Linked DNA regions of Homo sapiens: region 1 is linked to region 2. The links are chromatin loops, found by intact Hi-C in ENCODE. Cell type or tissue: heart right ventricle. All regions are shown on one strand. Each heading gives the region's core, and the rest is flanking DNA. Links, peaks and the distances in the headings are about the cores only. Region 1 overlaps TMC1 (transmembrane channel like 1). Region 2 overlaps ZFAND5 (zinc finger AN1-type containing 5).

Region 1 (15,451 bases), core at 2,449-10,448, 460 kb after region 2:
AGTACTCATTTGCTTAAAATCTTCCAGTGGCTTCTCAAGTACTTAGAATGATTTCCAAATCCCTTTCTAGGCCTTCAGTACCCTGGATGATCTGCTCCTTTTCTTTCTCTCTCAAGTCATTTGCTACCTCTTTTGCTCTTGCTTTGTAAAGTTCACATGGGCTTCTTTTTATGCTCAAACATGGGCTGCTTTTTATGCTCAAACACAAGATGGTCCTTGCATTTGTAATTGCTGTTTCTCCCGCAAGGGGTGCTGTTGCCCTAGAGCTAGGAATGGCTGGTTTCTTCTTGTCATTAAAGACTCAGCTATTATGTTACCTCCTTAGTGCTCTTCTCTGACCACCTATTCTAATGTAGCCAATCAGGCACTGTTTATATCAACACACTGTTCTGTTTTCTTCATAAGATGTGCATCTATTTGACATTACTCTTGTAAAATGTACTCATGGTCTATCTCCCTCTGTTAGAAAGAATACTCTATGAAAATAGAGGCCCTGACCTCTCTTATTTGAACTGTGTGAGTCACGTAGCAGGCAGCATGTGTTGGCTGGCTGTTTGAATGTTGAACCTTCTCATTTTTGCACCATCAAGGCAGCACTGTCTATTGCCAGAACTCTGCCTCCTTCGAAGCATGTGCCCATGGAGTCTCAGTGTTTGTAATGTTTTTGAGTTATTGAGCCAGTAATGCTTCTCTCCTCACCAGTGAGGGAATATCCTTTATAGCTGATCTTCTATCTCTTTTATCTCCTGCCCTCTAGTCTCTGGATGAGTCCAACAGTTAGGACTGTTTTCAAGATTTCAGGCTAGATCTGTCTGGCTGTCTGACTTTGAGATGGTACCTTTTATAAGGTCGTCTCCATCACCCTCATTGAAAGTGCCTCCTCGGACTGGCCAAAAGCAGTTAGGTAATGCTCTTCGGTGAACGACAGTGAGGTAATGGCTACAGATACAGGATGCTCTTGTGTTGCTTTCCCATTCTTTGCTATGAGGTATTCAGCTGGCTTGGTTTCATTTCTATTTTCCTTACCTGATTCAGCTCCTCTGAGGCAGACATAAAAATTGCCATTTCTTCCTTAGACCATTGCTTGGCTTGTACTTACCTTTTATCCCTTGGCTGCCTTCTTCTTAAGTGGCAGAAAATCTGAGTGCAAATATGAAGTCAATATTACATGACCTGGATGCATAAAAGCTGTAATTAAATGACTGTAATTTATTATTTATTGACTGCTGACAGTGTTCCTGGGTTAGTAGAAAGTACAGGAAAAAAGACAAGTTCCTGTTTTAGGTCACAGAGAAGGAATTTTCTCCCACGTTACCTTTGGAAGGCTCAAAAAAGCTCTGTCAGAATCAAAACAAGTTTTAAAACATTAATGATGGATGACGAATCTTTGATGTAGATCCCATTGTCATTGACTTACCAAATGGATAGCTTACACGGGTGAGGGCCTACTAGGTGCAAGCCATTATGAACAAACTCTGTGCTAGGTGATAAAGGAATACAGGGATGTAGAAGATGTAGACTTACGTAGAGGTTGCAAATTTGGCCTGCAGGGTAGATTCAGCTAATGGATATTTTTGTTTGGTATGCCCAGTGGTGGTGTTTGTTTTTGTTTCATTTTTTATGAGCTAATATTTTAAAATGAGAGCTCTTACATAAAAACACATGGATTTATTGTTTTTCTTGAAAGGCTGGCAACATTAAATCTGTATTCCCACTAGGGAGAAATTGGCTGGAGTTGAGAAACCACTGCCATCTGCAGTTGGGATATTCATTCTCCAGTTCCTCATACTCTTCACCACTCTTTTCTCTTACAAGCTCCCGATATAAATAGAGAAATCAATTGTATGGCCCTTGAAGAGAAAGTGTGTGTGTGTTTGTGTGTGTGTGTGAGAGAGAGAGAGACAGGCGTGCATCAGTAGAAATGCAGACACAGAGGAGGAGACATTTGAACTAAGTCTTGAAGAATGATCAGGATTTCAAGAGATGAAAGAAAGAATTCCCGGTGGAGGGACAAGTGTAAGACAGAGCACCAGAGATAGATAGTGTGGGCAATCCAGGCATAGATTAAAAAAAAAAAAAAAAAAAACTAAAATGAGGCTGTTTTAGAGCAGAAAAGGCTAATAAGAATGTTTCTCTGCTATTCTCCTAGACCTGCTAATCAATAATATGGTTTCAGAAAGTACCTGTCATGAAGGGAAGGACAACCTGAGATAGGCAGAGGACATACTTGAGAATTCTGTCAGAAATAAAAGATAAAATCATGGTCCTTTCTACTGTATGCATGCATGTGCATGTATACACACACACAAAGCACATGATTTTTTTCTTCTGAATTCCAAAAATAATGCCAGTTTATTGTAGAAAATTTGGAAAATATAACAAAGCTAATATGAAAGTAAAAATCATAGGTAATCTCTGCCACTAATGAGATTAATTATTTGGATTGTTGAATCAAATAGTGTTAGATAACAAGTGCTACATATTTATATATAGTAACAGATTTTTATAAATATACACATATATACTTTTGTATACGTATATATGTGTGTAAACAGGTAGTAGAGTAGACTGGTTACTTGCTTTTATTTGTTTTACCTAACACTGATCATTTCCCAATGCTATTAACTGTTGTTTTGTAACATACCTTTTAAATGGTTGTATAATATTCTGTATGCAAATGTAGTATAATTAATCTAATTAGTTTTTAATTTGCTTTAAGTTGAACTGTCTAATTATTCTTATGATAATAAGTGTTGTGATGACATTTAATTATATCCATGTACATAAGTATCTTCATAGATAAATCATAGTGGATGTACAAATTATTTTCTTATGATAAATTTCTCTGAGTTGAATTGCTCAGTCACAGTAGAGGGCTTTAAAAAAGTCTATTCACTTTTATTACAACAGCCTCTGTAGAGACTCTGCAGATTTCAGCATTAGATTCAGAGATCTATAGAATGCTAAAGTTAGGTGGATTTTGACACAACCAGTTGTAATGCATGTATTTAACATATGAAAAATTGCATCTGTGAATTGAAATGAGGTTCCTAAGTTTATGTAGCCAGAGAATAATAAGGACAATGAAGTACACTTCTGGACGAAAATGTTATGTTAAATGTATTGATTTCTGTACTGGCTCTATCTGAGTAAGCTGGGTTAAAAGGGATTGTGAATATTTTTCAAGACACAAATTTATGGTCATAATGTTATCACAACAAACCTATGAAGATTAACTAAGGTGGAAAAATTACTGGCTTGGAGCAGATTACCAGACCAATGTAAGTTAATGTAATGTAAGTTAATGTCTCCAAAGGCTTCTCTGAGCACAGTTCTCAGTGTTTCAGAAGAGTTCATGAGGAGTAGAATAGTTTGTCCCTAGGAAGGATTTTAACTGCTCTAATTTAATACAAAGTGTGCCCTCTTGTAAACTTTGGGTTTTCTTTGGCAGTTCAATGCAGAATATCTTTATCTTCACTTCAGTTTTCATTGACACCATTCTTACTATTTACCAGCAAAGCAAGTAAAGAATATTCAAGAAGAAATAGAATTAGATTCAGGGCATGATGGGGTAAGGGAATGTTCAATAAACTCAGCATGGTGTTCACAGTTGTATTTTTAAGGTGATCATTGCTCACTCGTAAGTGAGAGCCGAACAGCGATGGGAGACTTCTTTAAAGTCTGATGAAGGATGCTCAGGATTATCCATAAATAAGAGGCATATAATTGACTGACTACCTTAGTGGATTCCCAATCATATTATATTGTATTATGTCACATCTCAATGTACTGCTTATTTTGTATCAGAAACTCTACAAAATACTTTACATGTATTATTCCATGTGATCGTACCAGCAATGCTGTGAGGTGGTATTATTGTTCCTACTTTACAGTAAACTGAGGCTTAGAGGATGTTAAATAATTGCTCAAAGACACATTAATGGTTAGTGGTAGAGTTAGGCCTGAAACTCGAGTCTCATCACCTTCAAAGCCATCAACCAAATTTCCATCATGTTGAATTTACACCGTAATGCTTGACTCTAGAAATTTTAAAAATTCTGCCAAAACTTGAATAATTCATACACTAAACCTATGGCTTTTGGAACTCAAAGTGCTCATAGGCTTAGGCAGGCTACCTGTGGTAGAATGGAGTTAGCAAATGAACTGGGATACAGAATTAGAAGATCAACTGTTCTCTAGCTGGGAACGTGGAGATATTATATATCAGTTCGGGAAGGTAGAATGATAAAGAATCAGGAAGAAATCATCAGCATCCCATAAGGGGTTGAGAACATGGGAACAGGGACAATGCAGACTGTATTTTAAGTGTTCCTTGAATATGTGGACAGGATCTGTCTGCAGTTAACAGGATCCTATTCTCAACTAGGGTTGAAGTACAAAGCCTCAAGTGCTCAATCATCCTAGCAGACGAGGCTAGAGTTTGTCCTAGATCAGTGCTTCTGGAATTTGAGCATACATCAGAATCCCCTGAGGACCTGTGAAAACAGCATTTCTGATTCAGTAGATCTGAGGCCAGGCCCGAGAATGTGCTTTTCTGACAAGTTCCCAGGTGATGCTGCTGACTCTCGTCTGAGGACCACACTCAAAAGCCACTGCTCTGGAGCCACAGCCCAGACTAGCTTGCAGCTCTAAGCAGAGTGATTCCAGCTGTGAGAAATGGGATTTATGTGCAGAAGGTCAGGCAACTCATTCCACAACAGAATTAATTCTCTCTGAGATCCTGAATTGCATTTCATATTATCCACAGGTTGGCAATCTGCCTCAAATAATGAAACTTGCAGAGAGAGAAGAGATCTTCCCAGGCTTTTTCTTTGTCAAGTGAGCACCATATGTCTTCCCTCTGGGTGGATGACTGACTTAGCACATCACAAGCAAAGGTCCAAAAATTAAACAACATCATTTCCAATCCCTCAACTATGATGGACTTTAGCCCAAATCCACATGGGCTTTTCTGATGCTGGCCCCCAACAGTCTTACCAGGAATGAGCAGTCATTAGTGAGTTTATTACACTTAGCTCATTCAAATAATTTTATGATCTCAAAGTTCAAGAGAATCTGTTTTTTTTTCTTTTTCCCTAACCGTTTTTTACCTTTGAGCTTTTTCTATTTTAGAGACAAACAAAATATATTGCAAATTGATTTATATTTATTAAAGTATTGCTTTAAAAATTTAAAATATAATATAACCTAATGTTTATAAAAGCCTACCTCTAAAACAATGAGCACTGACTTTTATACTACATATGTGTAGTTTTTCTGCCTTCTCTTTTGTTTTAGTTTTAAAGTGAGAGCTTCTGTGTTTATTGCATAAGTTAAATTCCATTTCTAAGGTGTTTACAGAGAAGCAATTCTTTCATAACTGGTTCTAATTTTCAACCAATAACGTATTTTTAGACTAGAAAGGGATCTTAGAAATGAACTAGTTCAGAGGTTGGCAAACTTTTGCTGTAAAGGGCTAGATAGTAAGTATTTTAGCTTTTGCAAGCCATGGTGTCTCTATTATAACTGCTAAATGCTGTTGTTTTAGTACCAGTCATAGATAATATATAAATGAATGAATATAGCTGTATTCCAATAAAATTTATTTGTTAAAACAGGTGGCAGTCCAGATTTGGCACATGGGCCATAGTATGCTGACCTTTGGTCTAGTTCATTTTTGATTTATGTGTCAGGAAACTAAGCCTAATGAGATAAGTGACCTGCCCAGCTTACCTAGCTAAGAAATGGTAGAGTGAAGTCTAAAATGCAGGTTTGAATCCCAGTCAAATGTCTGTTCTACAAATCCACTTGGTCCAGTATGGCCACCCTGTATCCTTTCTGTGCATCAGGCCAATTTATAGATCAAGGGGGTTGTTCCTCCAGCTGTCCCTGCTGCAAACACAGCAGGAAGCTAGGGACCCTAGGGTGTCCTTTATGCTTTTCTAGTCAACTAGTTATAAAATGTCTCATCTCTAATGACCCTCAGGAGCTCTATGTGCTTGTGAGAGAGTGAAGAAAACAGGCATTTAAAACGTTGAGTTTTCTCCACGTTCAGTAGTTTGGTGGGCCACCTCATGATACCATTCTAAGGAGGCGAAGGCTTAAGATTTGATTTTTAAACAGAGACAGAGAAAGGCTGTTCCAAGGCAACAGATGGGTACGGGCCAACCGAGTAAGCATTTTTCAGATGTGTTCTGTGATCACACAGGGCTCCAGGGGAAAAGTGCTGAAGATCATCCAGAGCAGGGCACTCCCCCAGAAGGAAAAAGACTCAGAGTTAATGTTCTCCAGATAAGAAGCAGTTCATTTTTCTCCATGAAGGACACATTTTTTTTCCATTGATGATTTCAGCACAAAAACTGTCAACCAAACCTTTTTGCCTCTTGTGAACATTGCCCTTCTAGAAAGTCGGCAAACTAACGAAACACTTTGTAGCTGTCCTTCAACAGTATCTAGAGTGATACTGCAGTTATCCAGGTCATCTTTGTTCTGTTTAATACACAGGACTCTTTATTATTTCATTATGTATCATCCTATCATTTTACCTTGAGGGTTAACCATTCCTGTTATGCCATACTTGCTCTTCTTTCCCTGAATCTGTTACAAGGGAGATTGTCCCTATGTTTCAGTTGAATAGGAGAGTAATACTGCCTTTTAGGAAAGTGATGAAGTTGAGGCCTGGATTCATGAGACTCTTGAGGCCAAGCATTTGAAAATTGAGAATGGTTTTGTTGGAGTTCCAAATCAGGAACCAATTCTATCTTTTTACAAATATATTTTTGAGTTCTTGGGTTTGGGAGGAACAGAGGCTCTCTTGGATCATCTTTGTGTGTGTGTGTGTGTGTGTGTGTGTGTGTGTGTGTGTGTGTGTGTGTGTTGGGGAGGGAGCTGTTATGGGGATATGTGTGGTCTGAAGCACACCTGGAGATAATAAGATCTGAGCAGTGCTAGGAACCTGCCAATGTCTTGGTGTCTTTTTCGTGGTCTTCTTGGCCCTCTCATTTCGTATTTACTGCATTCTTATTCCCTTATTACCAGTTGGTCAGTCTCCTCTGATTCTCTATCCCAAATTAAATAAGAGCCAGTTTTATTGCCCTTGCTAATTAGCATTTACTCCATTGTTAGAATCTCCTGTTAGGATGCCTAATGCATCACCAGGAAGCCTTTAGATGGGCCACCCTATCACAGTTAACCACTTCCATTCTATTGGTTTTTTGTGGCTCCTCTGTACAAAAAACAGCCTAGTGTTGCTGCCCTGAGCATGAAGGTTAATATCCAAGACATGGAGACTGGACATTGAATTGAGTAACTTCTTAAGCTTTTTTTATATTTCTTTTGCTGTATTTACTTTATGTTAAAGTTAATTCACATTTTCATTGAAAAAATTTTTAATATGCAAAACTTGAAAAAGAAAAGGAAAACTATAGTTCATCACCCGCATATAAAGTATGACTATCTTGCTGATTATTTTCCAGTCTTTGTGCATAGTTTCATATAGTTGATTAATGTGTGGCTTTATATTTTTTGTTTAACATTAGAGCACAGTTTTCCTCATGTACATAAATATTCTTTCAAAATGATTGTAATTCATTGCAATATATCATAGTATAAATATACTGTATATACATAACTAATGTTCAACACTTAGATGGTTTCATCATTGCTTGTTAAAGTTTATCATCACATCAGATAATTTTATTAAGACAGATTCTAGAAGTTTTCTTACAGAATCAAAAAGAATAAGATTTTTAAAGCTTTTAATATGTACTGTCAAATTGTTTTTCTGAAAGGTTGCTACAGTTTTTACTGTCACCAGCAGTGTATAAGGGAGCCTGTCTTGCTGTACTTTCATAGCATTGGATGACAGCATTTAAAAATGAGTCTCACTGTGTTTAAAAAAAAAAAGGTGCTTTCTTTGTTTTATTTATATCTGGTTACTTATCCTAGTGATTATTCTGCTATTGTTGCTGAAGGGAAGTAATTGAAACCCTAGCCATGCCTATGCAGAACAATTTGCCTTTCAGTTTTGACCATGTGAGACGCTAATCCAATGAACATTGTGTCTCCTCTAGCCTTCATACACCGAATTCGACATCAGTGGCAACGTCCTCGCTCTGATCTTCAACCAAGGCATGATCTGGTAGGCCAGCTGTTGGACAGCTTATCACTTACAGAAAAGCCTCCCAGGTTATTTTTGCATACAGCATTGAATCCTGGTGTTAGAGGAGAATACAATCGGTGTCTAACTCCATATTTACTTTTGCAAAGTGGATGCCTGTATATAGTTTCCTTTTCTTTCATATCTTAAATGTCAGTCATCAAAGGTGTCTCTCTGTTTTGCAAAGCACTTCTTCATCAAATAATGGGAGTCTGTGTTCTGGTTAGCAGATTTATTTGAGGACTATATTTTTATATTTTGTGACGCCAGGATCTAATATTAAAACATTAATAATTACATTACCACATGATAAGTATGAAATAAATTAACATAAGGCCTTTCCGAGAGACCGAGTTTATTTTGTTGTCACTACTAAATATATTTAAAATGTAACTTATAGCTACTTTTAAAAATAATACCTTATCAAATCCAATAGTTTATCGAGATGAAACGCATGTTTTAGGAAGGTCGAGTTAAAATATGATCTTCATTTTGTAACTTGTTTTATAGGGCCATGGCACATCAGAATTATTTTTTTTGATGTGTGAAGGGTTGTCATATCTTTTATCAAATTAGAGCATTCTCACTGTAAACTTGACAGGTTAAGATGAGTCGATACAGTAGAAATCGTTTTTGAGTTTAAAAACTGAATCACGACATCCGATTCATCTGGGGACCATGTGTCTTGGAAATCTGTCACTTCAGATTTCCAGCCTACAAGCAGTTACAATAAGGCTACTTTATCCTGGGGACATGTGCCTAAGACAATATTATGCTGCCAACCATACCATTGTCCTATTCACAAGTGCCGGTATAGACTCAGTTTTTGAACAAGTTTCATATATTGTACCAATAGATCTGTCCTGAATTATTAAACCTTTGGGTGCTGACAGACACCGGACCCCTCTGCAAATGCTAAAACCGTCTTGCTTCTGTCACACAAAGACAACTCTCCAGGGCTCCATCGTCCTGCCATGGGATGACTGTTAAATTCCTGTGCCTGACTAGGTGAATCAATATGGAAAAGATATTATAAAAATATTGTTTCCTCCTTTGTCAGGTAGGTTTAAAAATCTAATTTTTATTCCCTTCCTTTCTAAATTTTCCAAGTATGACTCACATGTCCAGACTCACTAAGGAAGGAAATGCATCCTACATTTTCCAAGCAGGGAGGAAAGTCAAGGTGGCCCGAGGAACGTCTACTGACACAGAAGTAAAGGGAGCAGCTTCTGTGGGTTCTGAGCTTTCATTTCCTGGAGTTCAATTTGCTGTTATGGCAGAAAATGGCTAACACGGCTATGGGAGTAATGAGAAACCACTGTTCTATCAGTGGCTTTTACACAAAGTGTCATAAATCCTTCAGGCCTCATGGGTACCATTCACGCAGACATATGCTGCACGTCGATTGTGTTCTTTCAGAGTTAAGACAACAGATTGGTCTAGAAATTTGTTTTTATTGTCAGAAAAGCTGTTATAATGGCTGTCCTGCTTGGTTTCACTACTGATTTTGCAACTATGTTAGTCCACTATTGTTCATATTGAAATTCTTAAATATCTAACATGTTTTTCCAGTTCTCTCGTGGGCAGATCCATTATCAAAATCTCTGCACTGTCTTTTTCTGTTTATTAATTCTTCAGACAGTGGTCAAGCTTGCTTCTGGCTAATTTGAAGAGAATATTGAGTTTTTTGAGCATACAAAGATATTCACACACTTTCCAAAGTTCCAGAAGCAAACTGACCATTATTCTATTATTCACCTTCACGTCAATGCTTGGCACAAATATTCTTTTCCTAACCCTAGGAGGCTGATGAGGGAGGGGGATGTCATGTAGAGGGAGGTGTGGGGCAGGTGTAATGTAAAATTAGTAGGCTGACTCTGCACAAAGGTCCTCACACACAATCGTTCCATTATTTTATGAAGCATGAGGATATAATGCCTGAGCTTAACCATTTTCTACAGAAACAATTAAAAATGTACGGGGATGTTTTATTCAATTCCATTGGCTTGTGACTGGAGATATTGAATTACTCCTTTAGGAATCGCTGAGTAGTGGAGGTTATTTACGCAGATGTTGTTAACATCAACATTTATAGATAAAATCCATTTTGCTATGATTTGGTTGAATGATTAGTAACCTTTATTTACGCACTTATTTTTTGAAATACACATGATAGTTTCTGTGCTAATATTTTTAAATGATGAAAGCACAGAATATCTTTATCATAGCAGGATATTGAGAAATGGCAGAGAACACACAGTGAGAGAGAAAATGAGTTTTGGACATTGCTCCAACACTGCTTCACTGGGTACTCTCCCGCCAGGTTTATCACCTTTTTTTCTTCACTTTCTCAGTTGATCAGATGTGAATAATTTACCTGACATGTACATGTCGCTGATGTAATAAGGAGAGTTAAATAAAAGAAGCTTTCATTTTCTTTGATCTTCCAGGAAGAAAAGAATTTTATAAGGCTAAAGTGTTACAATGATTTTTACTGACAGATGATGGGATCATGCCTGGGTAAGGGACTTAGTGAGCCGAGCTGATTAGTAATGCATGAGTAAAGATAGGATGAGCATTAACATTCGGATATTATTATGCCAGGACTTATTTTTCTAGCTTATGGCTCTTGAGTTATTTGTTTAAAATGTCTTTGTGATACTTATTTTGAAATTTTGAAATTTATTTATAGATGTATACACAAATAATAAGCATATACATACAAACAATGTGCACGTATATAGGTACAAATATATGTGGTTTTAGGCAAGTCTCGATTTTGAATTACGTGCAAAATTATATTTTAGAATTGATCAGGTTATGCAGCAATGAAACAACCTCAAAATCGTAGCAGCTCATAAAAGGAACATGTTCAATGTGGGGTGGAAGAAGAGCTTTGCTCTTAGAACTTACCTTCACTTTAGAGACCCAGACTGATGGAATAGGATCCATCTGAAACATTGCTATCACACTAGCAGAGAATGAAGAGAAGGAAAACCACACAGGACTTTTAAAGTTTCTACCCAGCAGTAAGGACCTAATTTCTATTCATACTTTATTGGCCAAAACAAGTGATGTCACCACCTGATTTTTAGGAAGACTCAAAGTGTATTACATCAACATGTATTGGTATTGGGGAGTATAATCTAGTGCTTTGCAATTCTAACCCATTAGCTGGGACTATCACTTGCTTACTTGCTCACTTTTTTGGCGTTCCCTCTCTCTTGCTGTCCTGTAACAAAAGTATACTGTATTGTTTTAAAATCTGTCTTCTCATTAGAAAAAAATAGTTTAACTTCCTACAAAGTCTTTGTTCAATTCATTATGGTAAAATATCATTCGTATCTATTGTCCGAAATCTTGTCAACAAGACAGCCCAAATTGTGACAATATTCCACTTTTCAAATAAATGAGTTAACTTTGGGTTGGCAAAAGTTCAATTATAGTGGAAACTAATTTCTTCATCTAAATTAAAAATGTCTCTATAATGAACCAAATTTACGTTGGATTGGCTAAACAACTATTCAGGGAGTACAAAATGCTAAACCTAGCTATAAATGTTGAGGGCTTCATTATAGATAGGACAGTTTAAAAGACAGGGCTCCCCTTACATTTTTAAAATAAGTGCACATATATCTTCTTTTTGATTTTGAAATAATAAATTGCTATTTATATTGATTTATGGTGCTAATGAATTTTCTCATCCAAGAAGAGTGAAACTTATTTTGTTGAAATAATCAACTAAGCCATCAAGTAAAAGTGACCACACCTAAGTTGTTCCCACCTAAAAGTAGTATTTTAAAATGCTTATAAAAACTCAGATGCACAAAGCAGAGAATTCCCAAGACAAGCTAAAGTAAGAAAGTAAACAGATAAACTAAATTTAAATAAATGTGTGGAATTTTCATCTCAAAAACCTATAAGCTAGTTATAAATTTTCAATAAAACCCTATTTTAGGAGGCACAAACACATCATTGCAATTGGCTTTAAAACACCATATCACCTACAAAGAGAAAATGATCAACATCAGAAAGAGAAAATTTATTTTAATTTTTTTCTTTCATTAAGCAAAAAACTTTTTTCATTTGTACAGTCGTGGCCCACTGCAACCTTGACCTCCTGTCATTAAGCAAAAACTAATTATTCATGACAGAAGTGATTAATGCAAATGTACAGTTTTTTTGAGTAGAAGAAGTGACTTTAAGGGTTAATTATTTTTAACAAGTTATATTTATAGGTGTATTAGTCAATGATATAAGTGTTGGGGAAAGTTTATTTTAGAATTAGAAGAAAGAAGTAAAACAATTGTAAATATTGTTTACTCTGTTGTAGTTTAAATTCACTAATGATAGTAGGTATAGTTAGTTACAGCATCCTTTCTATGAAATAATTATGATATGCAATTCCTACAATAATGGGGAAAGTGGCAAAATGTGTTTAGAAGTTGGAAATAGATAAGTGCAGTTTCTTTATGAAAAGGGTTTGTCTGGTTGAAAGTGGCAGTGTATTTTCTGCCTTTGGAAAAGAAGCATGATGTCAAATAAACAGGTGCAGTGTGACTTTGTTATGGAGTAAAGACTCAAAACTGAGCAGAGTTCTGTTTTCTTTCTAGGATGGGCTCCTTCTTTGCTCCCAGCCTCCCAGGCATCAATATCCTTCGACTCCATACATCCATGTACTTCCAGTGCTGGGCCGTTATGTGCTGCAATGTTCCTGAGGCCAGGGTCTTCAAAGCTTCCAGATCAAATAACTTCTACCTGGGCATGCTACTGCTCATCCTCTTCCTGTCCACAATGCCTGTCTTGTACATGATCGTGTCCCTCCCACCATCTTTTGATTGTGGTCCATTCAGGTCTCTTGCTTTTGAAATTTGACTCAGGCATCGTGTTCTTTCGGGGGTGGAGGTGGGAATGGTCATTCATTGTATAAGCTATTTTTTCCCCCCAAACAATGACATTTTTGGTTGGTGGAAATGAGATCCCGGCTGGGCGCAGTGGCTCATGCCTGTAATCCCAGCACTTTGGGAGGCTGAGGCAGGCAGATTACCTGAGGTCAGGAGTTCGAGACAAGCCTGGCCAACACGGTGAAACCTCGTCTCTACTAAAAATACAAAGAAAAAAAAATTAGTCGCGTGTGGTGGTGGGTGCCTGTAATCCCTGCTACTTGAGAGGCTGAGGCAGGAGAATCACTTGAGCTCAGGAGGCGGAGGTTGCAGTGAGCTGAGATGGTGCCATTGCACTCCAGCCTGGAGGACAAGAGCAAAACTCTGTCTCAAAAAAAAAAAAAAAGAAAGAAATGAGATCCTTTGGGTATTCAGGTTCAATAGGTGACATGGAGATTCTTAGGCAAGTTCTGTCTATTTCCTCATTTGGGAATCATAAAAGAGAAAATACTTTATACTTTTCCAGGCTCTGCCTGGGTAAAATATGTATGGTGAATCTGAGCTGTTTCCATGTTAGAGGATAGCTAAGAGCAAGGTCTGATGACAGTGGTCTGGATGTGAGTTTGCCTGACTCTGGGCCGTCACATCCAGACGTGGTCAGCTATCACTACTTCTCTTGTGCATTACTACCTTAAAAAGAGAGAGAGAGAGACAGACAGAGAGAGAGAGAATACCCCACACTTTACCTAGGAAAGAGAATTATTACTAAATACTAATGAGCATAAGGAGGGCCACCCAATTTGTTATCCAAAATATCACATGCTAGTGAAAAAAATTAAGGCTGTTCCACATATATATTCTCTCCTAATTATCATTCAAGTCAGGAATCGAGAGTCACAACGGCTCCTTGATCCAATTTAGAGATACACATTTCTACAGTTCTCTATGACAGAGCTCTCTTCTCTCTATGACACATATCAGAAACCTAAGTCCCTGGGATCTGGAGGATGAAGTTTCTTTCCCTAAAGGGCCTTAGAAATGAATCTACTACAAGTTCTCCCAAGAATCTCTGCATGTTGATTCACTGGCCAGCATGCACTTGAGCTGTTTCTCCTTTTCAGTGAAGGAAATGAGACTGTAAAAAGCCATGTGAATGATATGCATGATGCTGTAATGCCCACATATAATTCCTCCATTATGTTGTCAGACCCAAGTTATTTAATTAAAGTCAAAAGGTTCATTGCTGACAGACTAAGTATATAAGAGACATTTTCACTCTTAACAGTAGTCTGAGTTATTGCTTTGCTGGAAAACAAGAAAATGTTAAGCCAGCTGATCGAGTTAAACTAGCTGGACCTCTGTCTACTCAGAGAACTGATGTTGAGAAGCTCTGTTAATTCCGTTGTGTGTGTGTGTGTGTGTGTGTGTGTGTGTGTGTGTGTGTGTGTGTTTCCAAGTGGGCTGAAATAAATAATGCAGACAGTGACATCTGGAGACTAAATATGAAATTACAGTCTTGATGAGACATTCGTCTCAATAAATTCCGAACCAATCTCAGAGTACAAAGTTCAAGGAATATGCCATTCAAAGGCTTTAGTTAATTGCAAATTATTCACACTACTTATTATCCAGGATAAGTTTAGGTGTGCATTAAGCTATTAATTGGAAGTTGATCCTTCTCAGTAAAACATAGCAAAGGACCCTAGCTGCCTGTAAGGGAAACCACACAATGTAAACATGGATCTCCACAGATGCATTCAGATTTACAATACGTCTTAGACATGAACAATAGTTGCACAATTTCAGCTTCTTAAGCCCTAACTCTTCTGGCTTTCCTAATTGGCAAACTTAGGCAAAATTATGGCATGTAAATCACTATTTTGAAATCAGGGAAATTTATTTTTTATTTTTAAAATTATTTATTTGTTTTTTAATTTCCATAGGTTATTGGGGAACAAGTAGTGTTTGGTTACTTGAGTCAGTTCTTTAGGGTGATTTGTGAGAAATCAGGGAATTTTAAATATTTTCAATGGAGTACTGGGAAGGGTTATCTCTATGCTATTTAGATTTTTTTTTTCATGTCAGTTTCCTCACTTTAGAGCCAAAGGATGTTTGCATTGTTTATTTGTCTGGACTTAAAAGTTTGAAAGGATTGTCCTGCTCTAGAAATGAGGTGAGAATGCTTGTATGCTTGTACTAGTGGGTGCCTCATAGCTTGTCATCTTTATGAACCCCAAGTTTTAGGTGATTTGCTTAACCTTCCTGGTGAAGGTTGTCTGACTCTATCTAGATCCTGGGCAAGCAGGAATTTAGGAAATATAAATTTGAACTAGGTTACTGGAGGTATCACAGTGATGGCTAGTTGCTCTCCAGTGTAGGGAAGTTTTCAGGTAAGATGGCTATAGTATAT
Region 2 (15,451 bases), core at 4,343-12,342:
GGAGAAGTATATCCTTTTTTTGTTGTTTGTTTTGTTTTTTTGAGACAGAGTTTCCCTTTTGTTGCCCAGACTGGAGTGCAATGGCGCAATCTCGGCTCACCGCAACCTCCGCCTCCTATGTTCAAGCGATTCTCCTGCCTCAGCCTCCCGAGTAGCTAGAATTACAGGCATACGCCACCACCTCTGGCTAATTTTGTATTTTTTAGTAGAGACGGGGTTTCTCCATGTTGGTCAGCCTAGTCTCAAACTCCCCATCTCAGGTGATCCGCCTGCCTCAGCCTCCCAAAGTGCTGGGATTTACAGACATGAGCCACCATGCGCGGCCTAGGAGAAGTATATTCTAATTAACAGAGTCACTTAGGAAGAGCTGTAAAAAATAAAGATTCTCCCACACATTCTGATTCAATGGGAATGAATCGAGATCCAAATATGTGTATGTGTGTGTGTGTGTTTTTTGTTGTTGTTGTTGTTTTGAGACGGAGTCTCGCTCTGTCGCCCAGGCTGGAGTGCAGTGGCGCCATCTCGGCTGACTGCAAGCTCCGCCTCCCGGGTTCACACCATTCTCCTGCCTCAGCCTCCCGAGTAGCTGGGACTACAGGCACCGCCACCACGCCCGGCTAATTTTTTTTGCATTTTTAGTAAAGACGGAGTTTCGCCGTGTTAGCCAGGATGGTCTCGATCTCCTGACCTTGCAATCCGCCCGCCTCGCCTTCCCAAAGTGCTGGGATTACAGGCATGAGCCACCGCGCCCGGCCGTTTGTTTGTTTTTAACTCTCCAGTTGATTTCGGAGAATGCTAAAAGATTTAGGCTACCTTTCTAAGCATGATTTAGGAAAATCTCATCCATTTTCAATATTTGGATCCAATGGATTAGGAGGTATTATAAACATTAGAAGAGTTTCAAAGACTGATTCTAAGGCATCCCTCCAGCAATAGCAAACTAGGGTACAGGTTCAGGGAGAAAGTATACAGCAGAAGAGGGAACACTTAGTAATAAACAAGTGCTGATGTCCTGAACAGACTCAGACTAAATTTGAACTTCTCTATTATTTTAGCCTTGGAAATAGTAGGTTATAGATGATTTAGTTTCTCTCCATTACACAGAACAGTACCTTGACGAATCAGCCAGGACTATAAGAAAATATTTGGACTTACATGATTGAGACAATTACTATGTAAGATGACACACTTGAAACTCATATTTCTTGGCTTGCGAACACATGCATCATGTAAAGCATGATGTCTTAAGACCCTGATCTGAGTTTGAGAGGAGTGGGAGAGAAATATCAGGAAAAAGCAAACTAAATGTCAAGGCAAGGTTATTTTTAAAAGGACCAACCAGAGGACTACATTTGTGACCCACCAATTCATTTTCTCCATCAGTTCATGGACCATTGTTGTTGCCTCTAATAAGAGGCATGTGTTTTCTCCATCAGTTCATGGAACCATTGTTGTTGACTCTAAAAAGAAGAGAAAAGGTATTTCATTCTTTTTCTTATATTGTCTTAGAGAAGCAAGGCAGATTTGGTATTCTTGGCTTGTGTAACATGTATTTCTCTCTTACAGTGCTCAAGTATCTTCACAGGAAGGCCATTTAGATGGTGGGTCTTTGAGTCATGGATCTCTCTTTAAAAATTCTACCAAGAAACACAGACACCAAATTTTGCATGCAATTTCAGGGACTTATGGACCCCAGCTTGACTTGTCAGCCTCACAGGAAAACTAGTGGTGGGATTTCATTTCCATTCTACCAAATGAATTTCAGTTGATTAAAAAATGACCAATTGTTACACTCCATAGATCAGAATCTAGCCTTTTATACATCTGTGAATATAATCTTTTGCAGAGATTATTAGCCCTGTTGAAACTAATTTTTTTTTTTTTTTTTTAGATGGAGTCTCTGTCACCCAGGCTGGAATGCAGTGGCTTAATCTTGGCTCACTGCAAGCTCCACCTCCCGGGTTCACACCATTCTCCTGCCTCAGCCTCCTGAGTAGCTAGGACTACAGGCGCCAGCCACCACGCCCAGCTAATTTTTTTTTTTTTTTTGTACTTTTAGTAGAGACGGGGTTTTACCGTGTTAGCCAGGATGGTCTCGATCTCCTGAACTCGTGATTCGCCCACCATGGCCTCCCAAAGTGCTAGGACTACAGGCGTGAGCCACCATACCCGGCCCTGAAACCAATTTTAAAACACTGAATCTCTATCAAGCCCTCACAATGTGCTTACCACGACTAAATGTATTTATATACATCATTTTAATTCTTAAAGTCTGCATAGATGAATGCACTAAAATACTCAAGAGTAAGTAACTTTTCTAGAGTCACACAGTTTTTGAGTCACAAACTTCAAAGCCAGTATCTAACCACCATCTACTCCTTTGCTTTCCCACCCTAGAAGGAAAACTTTACTCTCCACCTACTATGGTTACAAATTTTGTAAGATGTGTTTTCCCTGGTAGAAGAGGCTTCAAGTAACAATCTACACCTAATAATATCCAACATTAATTTTGAAATTCTGACCATTGATCTTCATGAAGTTCAAAAGGAATTTACTTTTTCAGTTCTAAAATTAACACGACCAATTTAGTAATTCAGAAGATTATTTTTGTCCATTGTACTAGCTTATGATCTCCTTGAAAGCTGAAACTATGAATGCCTCACTTATCCTGCTCACATGTGGCACGCCTAGGCCTTAGGAAGATGCCCAGTGTCAAATACAGGAATGTGTTTGCTCCTCTCAGTTCTCAATGGCTTCCCAGAAGATACCATAGCTTCCCACAGATGTAAACCAGGAGAATCCTCTTGTAACAGCTTTAACAGGCCTGTTTCATTTTATTTCTACTGAGTAGCATACATCTAGCTCATTTTAAAATCCAGCTCTTGATCTTTAGTTTTAAAAATATGTACCACTGGCTGGGCATGGTGGCTCACGCCTGTAATTCCAGCACTTTGGGAGGCAGAGGCAGGTGGATCACCAGAGGTTGGGAATTCGAAACCAGCCTAACCAACATGGAGAAACCCCATGTCTACTAAAAATACAAAATTAGCCAGATGTGGTGGCGCATGCCTGTAGTCCCAGCTATTCAGGAGGCTGAGGCAGGAGAATCGCTTGAACTCGGGAGGCGGAGGTTGCGGTGAGCTGAGATTGTGCCATTGCACTCCAACCTGGGCAACAAGAGTGAAACTCTGTCTCAAAAAAAAAAAAAAAAAAAAAAAAAAAAAAAAAAATTGTGTAACACTGGCCAGGCGCGGTGGCTCACGCCTGTAATCCCAGAGGCAGGTGGATCACATGAGGTCAGGAGTTCGAGACCAGCCTGGTCAACATGGGGAAACCAGGTCTCTACTAAAAATACAAAAATTAGTGGGGCATCATGGTGCATGCCTGTAATCCCAGCTACTTGGGAGGCTGAGGCAGGAGAATCGCTTGAACCCTGGAGGTGGAGGTTGCAGTGAGCCAAGATCATGCCATTGCATTCCAGCCTGGGCAACAGAGTGAGATTCCTCTCAAAAAAAAAAAAAAAAAAAGAAAGAAAGAAAGAAAGAGAAAAAAAAAGTGTACTGCTGAAAAACTAACTTTAAAGTTTGAAATGCTATTATTCAGTACCAGGTATTATGTTCAAACCAATGTGGGGGCTTCCGTATAAGGGGCTACACATCATTGGGCAGATTTGATTAGCTGTGACAATTGTTTAGAGTCCTTAAAGAAGGCTTTAAGCACAGTCTAGGAGTGTACTATGTGATACGGTTTGGATATTTGTCGCCACCCAAATCTTATGTTGAATTATAATCCCCAGTGCTAGAGGTGGGCCTGGTGGGAGGTGAATTGATCATGGGGGCGATTTCTTATGGCTTAACACCACATACTCTTGCTGTTGTCATTGTGATAATGAGTTCTTGTGAGATCTGGTCATTTATAAGTGTGTGGCACCTCAACCTTCTCTCTCTTCCTCCTGCTCCCTCTTTGCCTTCCACCATGAGTAAAAGCTCCCTGAGGCCTCCCCAGAAGCAGATGCTGCCATGCTTCCTGTAGTCTGTGGAACTGTGAGCCAATTAAACCTCTTTTCTTTATAAATTACTCAATCTCAGGTATTTCTTTACAGCAACACAAGAATGGCATAATACACTACGTAATAATAGCCACATATGAGTAGTGAGCACTTGAAATGTGGCTAGTCTTAATTGAGATATGCTCTAAGAAATTGAAGATAGTACATATAGCACATTTTAAAATGTGGCTATTAGAAATTTTTAAATTACATGTTGGCCTACATTAAATTCTATTGGAAGCCGGGCGCAGTGGCTCACGCCTGTAATCCCAGCACTTTGGGAGGCCTAGGCAGGCGGATCACTTGAGGTCAGGAGTTTGAGACCAGCCTGGCCAACATGGAGAAACCTCGTCTCTACTATAAATACAAAATTTGCCAGGTGTGGTGGCACATGCTTGTAATTCCAGCTACTTGGGAGGCTGAAGCAGGAGAATTGCTTGAACCCGGGAGGCGGAGGTTGCGGTGAGCCGAGATCATGCCATTGCACTACAGCCTGGGCAACAAAGGTGAAACTTCGACTCAAAAAAAAAATATATATATATATATATATAGGAAGGCACTGGTAGGGAATTTAAAGCACGGCTGTTGGCCCAAGAACCATTGGTAGACAGCATTCTAAAGAATTAATTAAGGCCAGGTGTGGTGGCTCACCTCTGCAATCCCAGCACTTTGGGAGGCCAAGGCGGACGGATCTCCAGAGGTCCGGAGTTTGAGACCAGCCTGGCCAACATAGTGAAACCTCGTCTCTACTAAAAATAGAAAAATTAGCTGGGCACGGTGGTCCATGCCTGTAATCCCAGCTACTCAGGAGGCTGAGTAGGCAGGAGAATCACTTGAACCCAGGAGGTGGAGGTTGCAGTGACCTGAGATCGTGCCACTACACTCCAGCCTGGATGGCAGAGTGAGACTCTGTCTCTAAATAAATAAATAAAAATGAAGTAATTAAGCATTTTCTATTTTTGGTAAATTATTGATTTTATAGAATATTTAATGATTTTCAATACTTTAGGTTCTCAGTTTATCAGTTTGTAGATTAAATAAGTAATTTTCTTAGATTCCCTTCTGATTCCTAAAATTTAATAGGGATCTTTGAAAAATAACCTCCCCAGTCCAGAAAAATTGTCAAAAACTCCTCTAGTTTGGACAAAATGTAGAGTTTGAGATGTCTTAGTCAGTATTTAGTCAGATATGAGAGCAATCATGATGTTTCTGGCCTAGAGAGTGGGAAGACTTTCCGACCACTCTGCATATGTTCATAGGGAGACTGTATTTTGTGGTTGTTTTATAAAACAAACCACATATATACTTGGATCGCTTCAAAGCCAAATAGAAATGACTATGTATTATCAACTCCTTAGAGAATTTAAAATAGCAATTATTAAAAAGCACAAATAAAATAAACTGCTGGATTGGAGTGCTATTCCTTTCACATGCTTTCAGTGTTTCCTAGGAGCAAATTCACATCATTTCTAGGTTTTGTTAAACACATTTTAATTTTATTAAACCTAAACCAGATCTTGTTTATTAGGTTGTTCTTGGCAGGTGTTATATAAAATGAAGTAAATTGTATTTAAGAACCACAGAGTAAAAAATAAAATCATGACCTTAAAATGGAAAATTTTGGGTTTATACTATTCTTTTAAATCCATCAACCTGAAAAGTTTCACCAAAATAGGAGAATTAGTCACCATGGAAGATAGATCCCTGTAAGGAGATCAAATAAAGGTAAACCTATTCTGTTAATCTTCTCTCCTTTTACTTCACACCTTCACACCCTGAATCTTCACTAATGTAATCCTCTTAGTATTTTTTACTAGTTTTTCTTTTTTTCACTTAGTATTTTTTACCAGTGTAATCTTCTTCTTTGTATTGAGTCACATAATGGTTACATCTGTTTTTCCCTGAATGGACACCAGTTATAAGTGGGATGCTTGCTGTTACCATGGGTCCCAACTTATCAAGTAAAAACTGCTATCCTTTAATCCACTTTAAAAGCCTATCTTTCATTCAAAGACTCAAATAAAAGTGCCTATCACTCGAATGCTAAAGGACCATGCCTGAATATGAATGCATCACATTTTGATGGCTATAGATTGCACCCACTTCTAATAGGTATCATCACTTTATTTATCAGACTTCTGAAGTCTCATGTTATTTTTGTCATCTGATATAATCTAGCCACTGATAAAACTGGTTATGCTACCCCAGATATGCAAAGCAATCTAATTTTCATGCCAACCAAATAAGCCACAGTATAACTAAAAACAACTTGTTTACGCATAGACAATTTTTGCAGGCATTTTAAAATATAACACAGATGCTAAAGGCTAATGGCTCGGATGGCAGATTATTCTTATTTAAATATTACAATTTTTGACTGTAGAGTTACTTTTACAATATTAGTGTAAAACTTAACATTAGAAGCCAAATAATTTTAGTATGTGGATATTATTTATAAGACCTACTATGGGATAAATCTAGGGTAGGGGTTCCTCAGGAAACATGACCCTACTAAGGAAGAACTTTTCTCATTAGGGTGGACATGAAACCACAACACCAAGATGTGTAAGAGTTTTCTTTAGAGAAATGCTTGAGGTTCTATAATAGTAGACAAATACCACACAACAGAAAATCTAAATCGTATTTGTCAACTGGTATTGTAGTTGCATGTATGAATACATTTTTAGTGATGGGAAGGGACAAGAGGGCAGAAGCATATTACATAGCAAGGACCAGCCAACATTTTTAATTTATCCTGGATTATATTCACAAGATCAGTCTGAAAAATTTACCCAGACACAAGTATTTAAGATGAGGTCATTAGGCTAATTTATTTGTATTTTTTTTCCTGGCTGATGCCTGAGCTCTACAAGGTAAGTGCTTAATGTTATTTTGTTAATAGTTCTTGCACTTATCTAAAATTTAAGAATGTGTAACAAGGATTTCCTGTTAACTTCTGAGTTGACTGAAAAATTACCCCAATTCCTGAGCAGCTTTGGTTACATTATCAATATATACAGGCTGAGGTCCTGTGGTGTCAATAAAAATCATCATAAAAAATGTATTCAACACAGATTAGCCAACTAGAAAATAATCTGTAACTTCTTTCATCTTGCTCTTAACTACTTAAGTATCCTTAGCAACATCCCTACCCATAATAAAAGGAAAGTGGCACTTAGCAGTTGCAGACAAAATGGAGTCTTACATTTATGGCACAAAACAAAACAAAAAAAGTCTTACATTTATTAACTTTACTTCTATGGCTGTAACAGAAATACTCTGGAAGAAAACACAGAAACAGTCTTTGCTTTTATATAAATTTAAAACCAGCACTTGTGCATAGAAATAGCTATAAAATATTAAATGGCACTTTTGTATTCTGTTGTACTTTTTTTTTTTTTTTTACATTTGCTACACGGTATTTATTCAATGACTGTATATTTAGTCACCACCTCAACCACTGCTAAGCTCTCTTCATGTCTATCTGTACCAGTTTCCCATCTTAGACTGTGATGTCAACTGGCAAGGGCTGGCTGTTGGCCGATTCACCATGACTGACATGGTGCATGTTCACTTGTTTTTAAAGCAGATTGTACAAACAGGAGAAACAAACAGGGGAAACTGTATTTCCAGTTTCTTTTTGTTAACAGCCTGTTGCCTCACCCATGCAAACTCTTCTAGCTAGTTTAAGGCTACATAATCTTATTGCTAATCAACCAGCAACCATACCTATCACTCTCCAAAATTATAAGTTAATACTTATGGACAAAAACCACTATTGAGAACTTTGCATTCAAACAGACAAGAGTCGGCCAGGCGCAGTGGCTCACACCTGTAATCCCAGCATTTTGGGAGGCCGGGGTGGGCGGATCATGAGGTCAGGAGATCGAGACCACCCTGGCTAACACGGTGAAACCCTCTCTCTACTAAAAATACAAAAAAACCCAAAAAACAAAAAACATTAGCCAGGTGTGGTGACGGGTGCCTGTAGTCCCAACTACTCCGGAGGCTGAGCCAGGAGAATGGCGTGAACCCGGGAGGCGGAACTTGCAGTGAGCTGAGACCATGCCATTTTACTCCAGCCTGGGCGACGGAGCCTCTGTCTCAAACAAACAAAACAAAACAAAAACAGACAAGAGTCAAATCAAGTCTTTGTACATATTCAAATATTTACATGTGGAAAAGATTAAATAACCTTTCTAAATTATGAGTTACCTAAAATGTATGTGTGCCTTTGAAATGGAGGATATGGGACAGCTTGAGAGGCTTTGCTTCTCAGTGTGTATTGATAAATCCATGTGAATGTTATTACCAACCCCCAAAATACAATAATAGTATGCTTAACATCTTGCTATTATTAGATTATTTCCCCAATTTTAGTTATTTCCTAGCAACTTTATTTAATGCAGATCTCTTGCAAAGAAAGCCTTACGGAAAAGAATGATTCTAATGACTTTAAACTGCAAGTTTAAATAACAAATCTTTATCTTTTCACTATACAACTTGATGTAACCAATCCTGTTCTCAAAGTTTTCTTCCCAAGTTATGGAAACCATTATTCCAGAACATTAAGACAATAGCAAATACAATGTGCCAGGCACAGTTTTAAGTGTTGTCACCTTCACACTCCTGAAGGTGGTTGCTGTCTTCATTTAAGAGATGAAGCAGTCCAAAGTGGACCTAAAATAACTTGCCCAAAATCACGGGCTGGTTCCAGGGTCCCTCATCTTAATCACTATGCCATAATGCTCAGAAACAGCTTTCCCTCACAAACTAATTTTCCCCACGTTGTGGGAAGCCTACCTAGGATCAAACCTGAGGCTCTAGTTTTACAGATCAGGCACACTGAAGATGAGGTTTTCAAAAAGGACTCACCCATTTATACTGCGAATTCATGTGGTCACAGCCTAACAAAACTTCAGGTCATGGGGGTGTAAATATTTGTCTGCTTATGTAAGGGAAACATGGTATATTATTAAATTGCTTAATATCTGTACATTTCAAAGGACTTCATGGCCTTGCATTCAGGTTTGAATGCAAGAATTTGGGTAGAACTGAGTCCTCTCAGGTGCCTTACACACTGATTCCCTTTCTCCCCAGTCAATGGACAACCCTGACAAATCTTTGTTCTGATCTGGTTTAATGTTTCTTGTAAAACAAACAAACAAAAAAAAAACAAAAAAAACTGATTGGCCGGGTGCGGTGCCTCACGCCTGTAATCCCAGCACTTTGGGAGGCCGAGGCGGGCAGCTCACCTGAGGTCAGGAGTTCAAGACCAGCCTGACCAACATGGAGAAACTGTCTCTATTAAAAATACAAAAATTAGCTGGGCGTGGTGGCTGGTGCCTGTGATCCCAGCTACTTAGGAGGCAGAGGCAGGAGAATCACTTGAACCCAGGAGGCAGAGGTTGCAGTGAGCCAAGATTACGCCATTGCACTGCAGCCTGGCCAAACAAAAATCTATCTCTTGCTACTACTCAGACCTTCAGAGTGATGGAGTCCGAGGGCTCATCTTACCTTCTCTATACCACTCTTACTTCCATTTTTAACTTGAAAAATTAAGTTGCCCTTCTAAATCTTCAACTTCTAAATTTTCAACTCAATTGTGACTTTTCATATTCAGAGAAATACTACCCTATGTCAGTATAGGAACTTTGACATACATATGTACCTCCCTAACTTGAAGCAAAAGTAGCAGCATGCAAAGAACTGACAGATAAAACTAGGGTATTTCCACCCCAAACTCCATCACAGAGAAGCAACAGTTGCACTCTGGTAATCATTTACCCCAGGTAAAGTCAACATGTACCTGTCACCCCTTGTTCTTTATGATCTGGCATAAACGCTACAGAGACCAAGTCCATGGGTGAATCTCTGTATTAGAGCCAAACCCAAAACAGAAATAAAACAGAACTCTTTTTGTAAACTAAGTCATACCTACTTTCTTCTTCAGAATTGTCATAAAACATCATCTTTTACAACATGGAGAAGCGAGGTAGGCCATAATTGTTCAAATTTCATCTTTCTCAAATTTTAAAATTGTTTTAATCCCAAAGGTGCCTATTGAATTCTTCAAAAATAAACTGCCTATCAGGTATCATACCTGCAAATGCTTCTAATATCTCTTGATTATCACTTGAACAAGTTCAGCGATGGCAAAGGAAAAAAAATTATATAGCCATGTAAAGTAACATTTTCTAATTTTCCCCCTTTAGGACTCCAACTATGGCTTAAAAACCCAATGAACAAGTGAAGTTTCCCTCTGTACATGGCTTTTATTATTTACATAATACAATATAGCATCAATGCTGAATAGCATGATTATGTGCAATACATAAATATGAACTATCTGTACACATCTGCAGGTCTAACTCAGAACTAAGGTACATAAAATTGAAAGCAAAACTGAATGCTTTAAGAATAAAAGTAAAAACTAGGACTGAACATTGCAATAAATCAGAAGTAGTGCCTCGTGTACATACTTAACTATTTACAGATGAAAACAGGCATTACCACAACACTAACTATACTCATTTATATATAAAAAACACAAGTTTCATACATCACAAAAAACCTTCCATTATAACACAGAAGTGATTATTACCAGACAAGCATCAGTGAAGTATACTGCCTTTTCTAGTTGTTATTGTACAATGCTGTAGATAATGCAGCCCATGCAATACACCCAAGAACACTAGAGTCCTACACCCAAGTACAATATGATAAAGCAGCCCTCTGCAAGTGGTGCTGGATACCACTAAGAAGTCTACTGCAGCCATGTTGGTTATGATTTTCCATGCAGAAGGGTACAGTTACATTAAGAACTGAAGTCTTTTAAAAAGCTTTAAACATTCTTTCTTGAACCAAAACATTCGACAAAAGATGCACATGAAAAATTATTCAGATACCTTTGCAACTTAAAATTCAGATGCATGTTATTCAATAGAGCTGCTGTATGTGAAAACCAAACGTAGAGTTTAAATTTCTTCTTGTAAACAAATTAATCCTAGTGCAGTTCTGTGCTACACATTTTTAGCAATGAGTAATGCAGACATCTTCTGGTGCAGGCCAGTACAATAAGCTTCAAAGGTTATCTCAAGACCCTGTTGTTGGCTTGATGGTTTTACTTATAACCAGTTTCGATGTTTACCTTTCACAGAATGTCTTATTTGACAGCTTTAGATGACCAATTTAACCAGGCTTATATATGGCGCCAAATACTGGTTTCACGGGAAAGAAGGTCTGATCCTCTTTATGAGCATTTCTTCCTGCTTCCAAAGAATATGTTGTGAAATTAAAGAGGGTGAAGTTTAACTATGGTAGAAGTAGACTGCCAGTCCTTTTCTGGTGTACCATTTTAAAAAAATACAGGCACATAACACTAGCCAAAGATTATACCTTGATTACATTCCCAAAAGGCAGATATGCTGCAAACATGCAGAGATTTCATTTATTTTGTTTGGCACATGGGAACTACATTTTGTTCCTATTATCTGTGTGTTTCACTTTGCTGTGCAGATTTTCATCCAATTTTTTTCAGGGGAGGGCATATACATTTGTAGGGCTGTATCTATCCAATTCTGCCTGTAACAAACACCCAAACATCCTAAAATATCAATTATAAGACAGACAAGTGTAATGTAAAACTCTGGAGAACATCAAAGAAAAATGGCCATGCATCTGCTCTTTAATGTTTTCCTACGATATATTAAAATAAAAACAAAGTTTCAGTCTCTTCACAAGAAGTAATTTATATTCTCTGAATTTTTTCAGCCACAACAACTGGATTCTCTTTTCTGATTTTTGCTGCAGCTTCTGCTTTGTAATCATACGGACAGTTGTGCTTGTCAGAGTAACGGTGAAGTCCACAAAACAAATTTCCACATCGGCAGTCAAACCCTGTACAAACGAAGAAGTAGAGTCATTTGAGAACTTGAGGCAATTAAAAGAAAAAAAAGCCTTAGTCACTATAGAAAAGGAACCAGATTTTCATTGCTTTGTAACATAAAAGACAGTGAACTCTTTTCTTCCACTTCCTGGTGATAAGACACAGTCAACTCTTACAGAGTCTATCACGTTAACCTGGAAAAGGAACTTTTAACTTCCTTTGACATGGTGAGAAATTCAAATAACTATGTTCAGTCTTTCCTTGCAAGGGCAATAGCGAAGTGTTTGGTAAGCCAAACCACGTGGAGAAAACAAAATGGGCTATCTGCCAGCTAATTTCTCCCAGATGCTCTCCCTCTATCGACTCCTGTAGATGCAACGCAGGATAAAATTTACACAGGCTCTGGAGTTAGGCTAAGCTGGATTCAAAACACAGTCCTACCATATCTTAAGTAATGCTTCCTCAAGTGAAAACAACCATCAAGGTCTGAGATTTGAAGGAGACAAGAAAAAAAGCACCAAGAACATTCCCTGCATAGCTCAAAGTAGGTGGCGCTTACTGTTAGTTCAGTAACATTTTCCCTAGGTATACAAAAACTTTTTATCAATCTAATAAAATAAGAGGGCCTGAGTTAATAGTTTTATATGATTAGGAGACAAATGGAAGTAAAACCCAACTTCTTTCCACCCCAATACCACCTCCTCCACCTTTCCTAGACTACAGCTAGTCAGGCTTTTTTTTTTTTTTTATGTGTAAGACCAACTAGTCTCTTAGGGAGTGACCAAAAGCTCCTTGTTAACTGCAGAAGTAAAACATACATTGTCTTGTGTTTTGTAATACCTGTAAGACCAACTTTCTTTCTGCACATGAAACATCTGTTTTTCTTTGGTTTGGGCAATTCAGGAGCTTTTTCTTCACTCTGAGAAGTACTGGGCTGAGAAACTGATGGACTGGGCTGAGTGACAACTGAAAAGGACAAAAACACAAATTTGTCAAGCATTCACTGGCTAACATTTTTAAGTCAAAAAAGGAAGTATTTAAGAGAAACAGGAAGATGCCTGATAAAAATGTTTATAAGTATTCCTTGAAAATACAAGCTTTAAACAGAATCTTCCATTTTAACATCAGAACTTGATTCAAATCTGAGAAATTCCTGCCAATCACCATACTACTTGCTTCTCTAATTTTGTAAAATGATCGCTTCACTCAAGAAATTCCTTTAAAACACTGGTAACAGCCAGTACTAAAAACAAAATCCTAATTCTGTTTTAAAGAGCTGGGAGATGTTAATCATATGCTCAGTTTTTCCACGTTATAATTTCCTAAATGCAAACTTTTCAATCAGGGCAGTTCAAATTCATTACATCACAGTAAATAACAGTAGCCAACTTTGATTTTATGCTTATAGGAAAAAAAATCCTGTAGATATAAAAACAGCAAATTTTGACAAATAAAACTCAAACCATTCATCCCTAAATCAACGTCAGATCCAAAAATTCCAAAACAATCATTTTACCATTTTCACAGGTGCACTAAACATCATAGGAAGACTTGAAAGATTTTTTTAAACCTTGGTTTTAAAAACAGATCGGCAAACAGTCTTTAGAAACTACTCGAGAAGTATTGATTTTAAACTATTAAGGATTCCACAGGCAGAACAAGAATCTTATCTAAAATGGGCATCCACTATCGACAGAGATAGCATCTACAAACAGTCCCACCGTTTCTCCACCTAAAAAGGCTTTAAGTTTCAGTGTACACATGGCATCAATAAAATTTCTCACAATGAACAAAAAATACATTACTGTACTAAAGCCCACACTGCCACTAGTTCTTTAACACAAAAATAACAAAATTTATATCTACTTACATATAATTCAACTACACCTGAAACACTATAAACTCAGGTTTTAATATTAATCCAAATGTAACAATAGCAAATTTATGTATGCAATGCTGAAATTACTGCCCAAATATGCCAGCACCAATGCTATTAGCATATAGACAAGCTCCTACAACAAGCTGATTGATTTAATGGCAATTTTCTCTAAAACTCTGCCCAAATTTATAATTCAATTGCATTAGCAATGAATCTACTGGGAGAAATAGCCTAATATTAGACTAAACGAACAATATTCTACCTACTGCTACTGTGACAACATTAATGTTTATCCTGATGTCATGAGGATAAAGAATAATCTAGGGGAATAGTTGTATGGGGTAGAGGGAGGGTGTCAGCCATTTCTTTGGCCACATCTGAAAAATGAACTACGGCTCCTGAGACAAGGGAAGAAGGGGGAATAAGAAAATGACACAGAAAAGGCAAATAGCAGTGAATCACAGAATGCCTACTAAGTAATAATAAATGCAGACTAGCTCTAACCCAAGACTATTCTTCCAAGGTCAGAGTAATTTTGTATTTAAAAACCAAAACCAAAAACAAAAACCCAAACAAAGGCATCACGGGCAAACTAATGTGGTCAGTTTAAGGATGGAGCTCATTTCAAAATGCCAAATATAGATTCACCTGCCAAACTTGAGAATTTGGCCTTAACTTTGTAAGATTAATACAATAAACAAACTTGACTGCTGTTAGCAAAAGCCAGCCTCCAAAGCAGACTGTATAACCACTGACAGTATTTTTTCACAACAGAAGTTTTATATTGCATTTAATCAGCACTCTGCCAAAAAAGAACAAATTGATAAAATAAGCTACGTGCACTATATAAAGCACAGAAATCTTTTTGTTCTAGGGCCTAGTACAGGTAATTCAAGTCAGTCTTCTTCCACCATCAGGGCACTTCTGGTTGTGCTATATAAGCAAAGTTTCCAAAGTCACCATATCTCATGAAAACCAAAATGCCTTTCCACACTGAGTTTCAAACTCCCACAAAATATGATAGGAATATTGTACTTCAAATAAGTTCTAGTGTTCAAATATGTTGTTCTACTTAAAAGTTTTCCACAACATTGACAATATCAAAACTAAAGTTACTGCTTTTGGTTATAAAATTATTCCTTATACCCTTGAAATTTAACTTCATCAAGTTTTTAACACATCCAATCTCCAGATTACAGACTTTGCCCATTATGCACAAGGGTAGTGCAGGGGATGAGCAGAGAAGAAACTGAGAATAAATATGACTATTTTACACTTCAAGATACTCATACTCAAGATACTTTTAAAGATAGTAGTTCTTTGCTTGGCCTATATTTTATGGCTCTCCCTCCTCTTTGGTCCTTCAATGGGAAGGAAAGAATCCCCCCACCAGCCATTTCTTGCACTATCAAATTCAGAACTGAACAAGTATTAAATGAAAAACATACCTGGCTCTGACACCTCTGTTTTCGGGGTAGTTATTTTGTCCTCTCTTGAAATGCTCATTTCTGTCATTTGCTGAGTTACAGGCAAGGCAGCCACAGGCACATTTCTATTTGAGTTCAAGCAAACAATTTTTAAAGGTGTTAAGGGTACTTCTTGAGACAATGAATAAGTTGTCAGTTCAACTTTAAAT

The links. Peaks named below come from ENCODE experiments on the same cell type or tissue, not always from the same donor. Only the 100,000 strongest peaks of a DNase experiment are listed, where the experiment ranks them.
Region 1: it touches region 2 in a loop (3-fold over the local background); 9 of 110 quality-filtered maps call a loop at or near these places.

What each region holds. Positions count from the first base shown.
Region 1 is chr9:72,808,071-72,823,521 of GRCh38, forward strand. It overlaps TMC1 (transmembrane channel like 1), which reads left to right. Exons shown (of 24, transcript NM_138691.3): 19 at 8,073-8,140; 20 at 12,772-13,011. Among named protein-coding and RNA genes, the nearest start is that of LINC01474, 58 kb to the right of the region's middle. In heart right ventricle, for the core only: no CTCF peak of the experiment used is centred there; no DNase peak of the experiment used is centred there.
Region 2 is chr9:72,344,155-72,359,605 of GRCh38, forward strand. ZFAND5 (zinc finger AN1-type containing 5) reads right to left here. Exons shown (of 7, transcript NM_001102420.3): 5 at 15,264-15,367; 6 at 12,777-12,902; 7 at 7,259-11,947. The coding sequence ends at 11,799. Among named protein-coding and RNA genes, the nearest start is that of ZFAND5, 13 kb to the right of the region's middle. In heart right ventricle, for the core only: no CTCF peak of the experiment used is centred there; a DNase peak (open chromatin) is centred at 7,583; H3K27ac peaks cover 2,887 bases.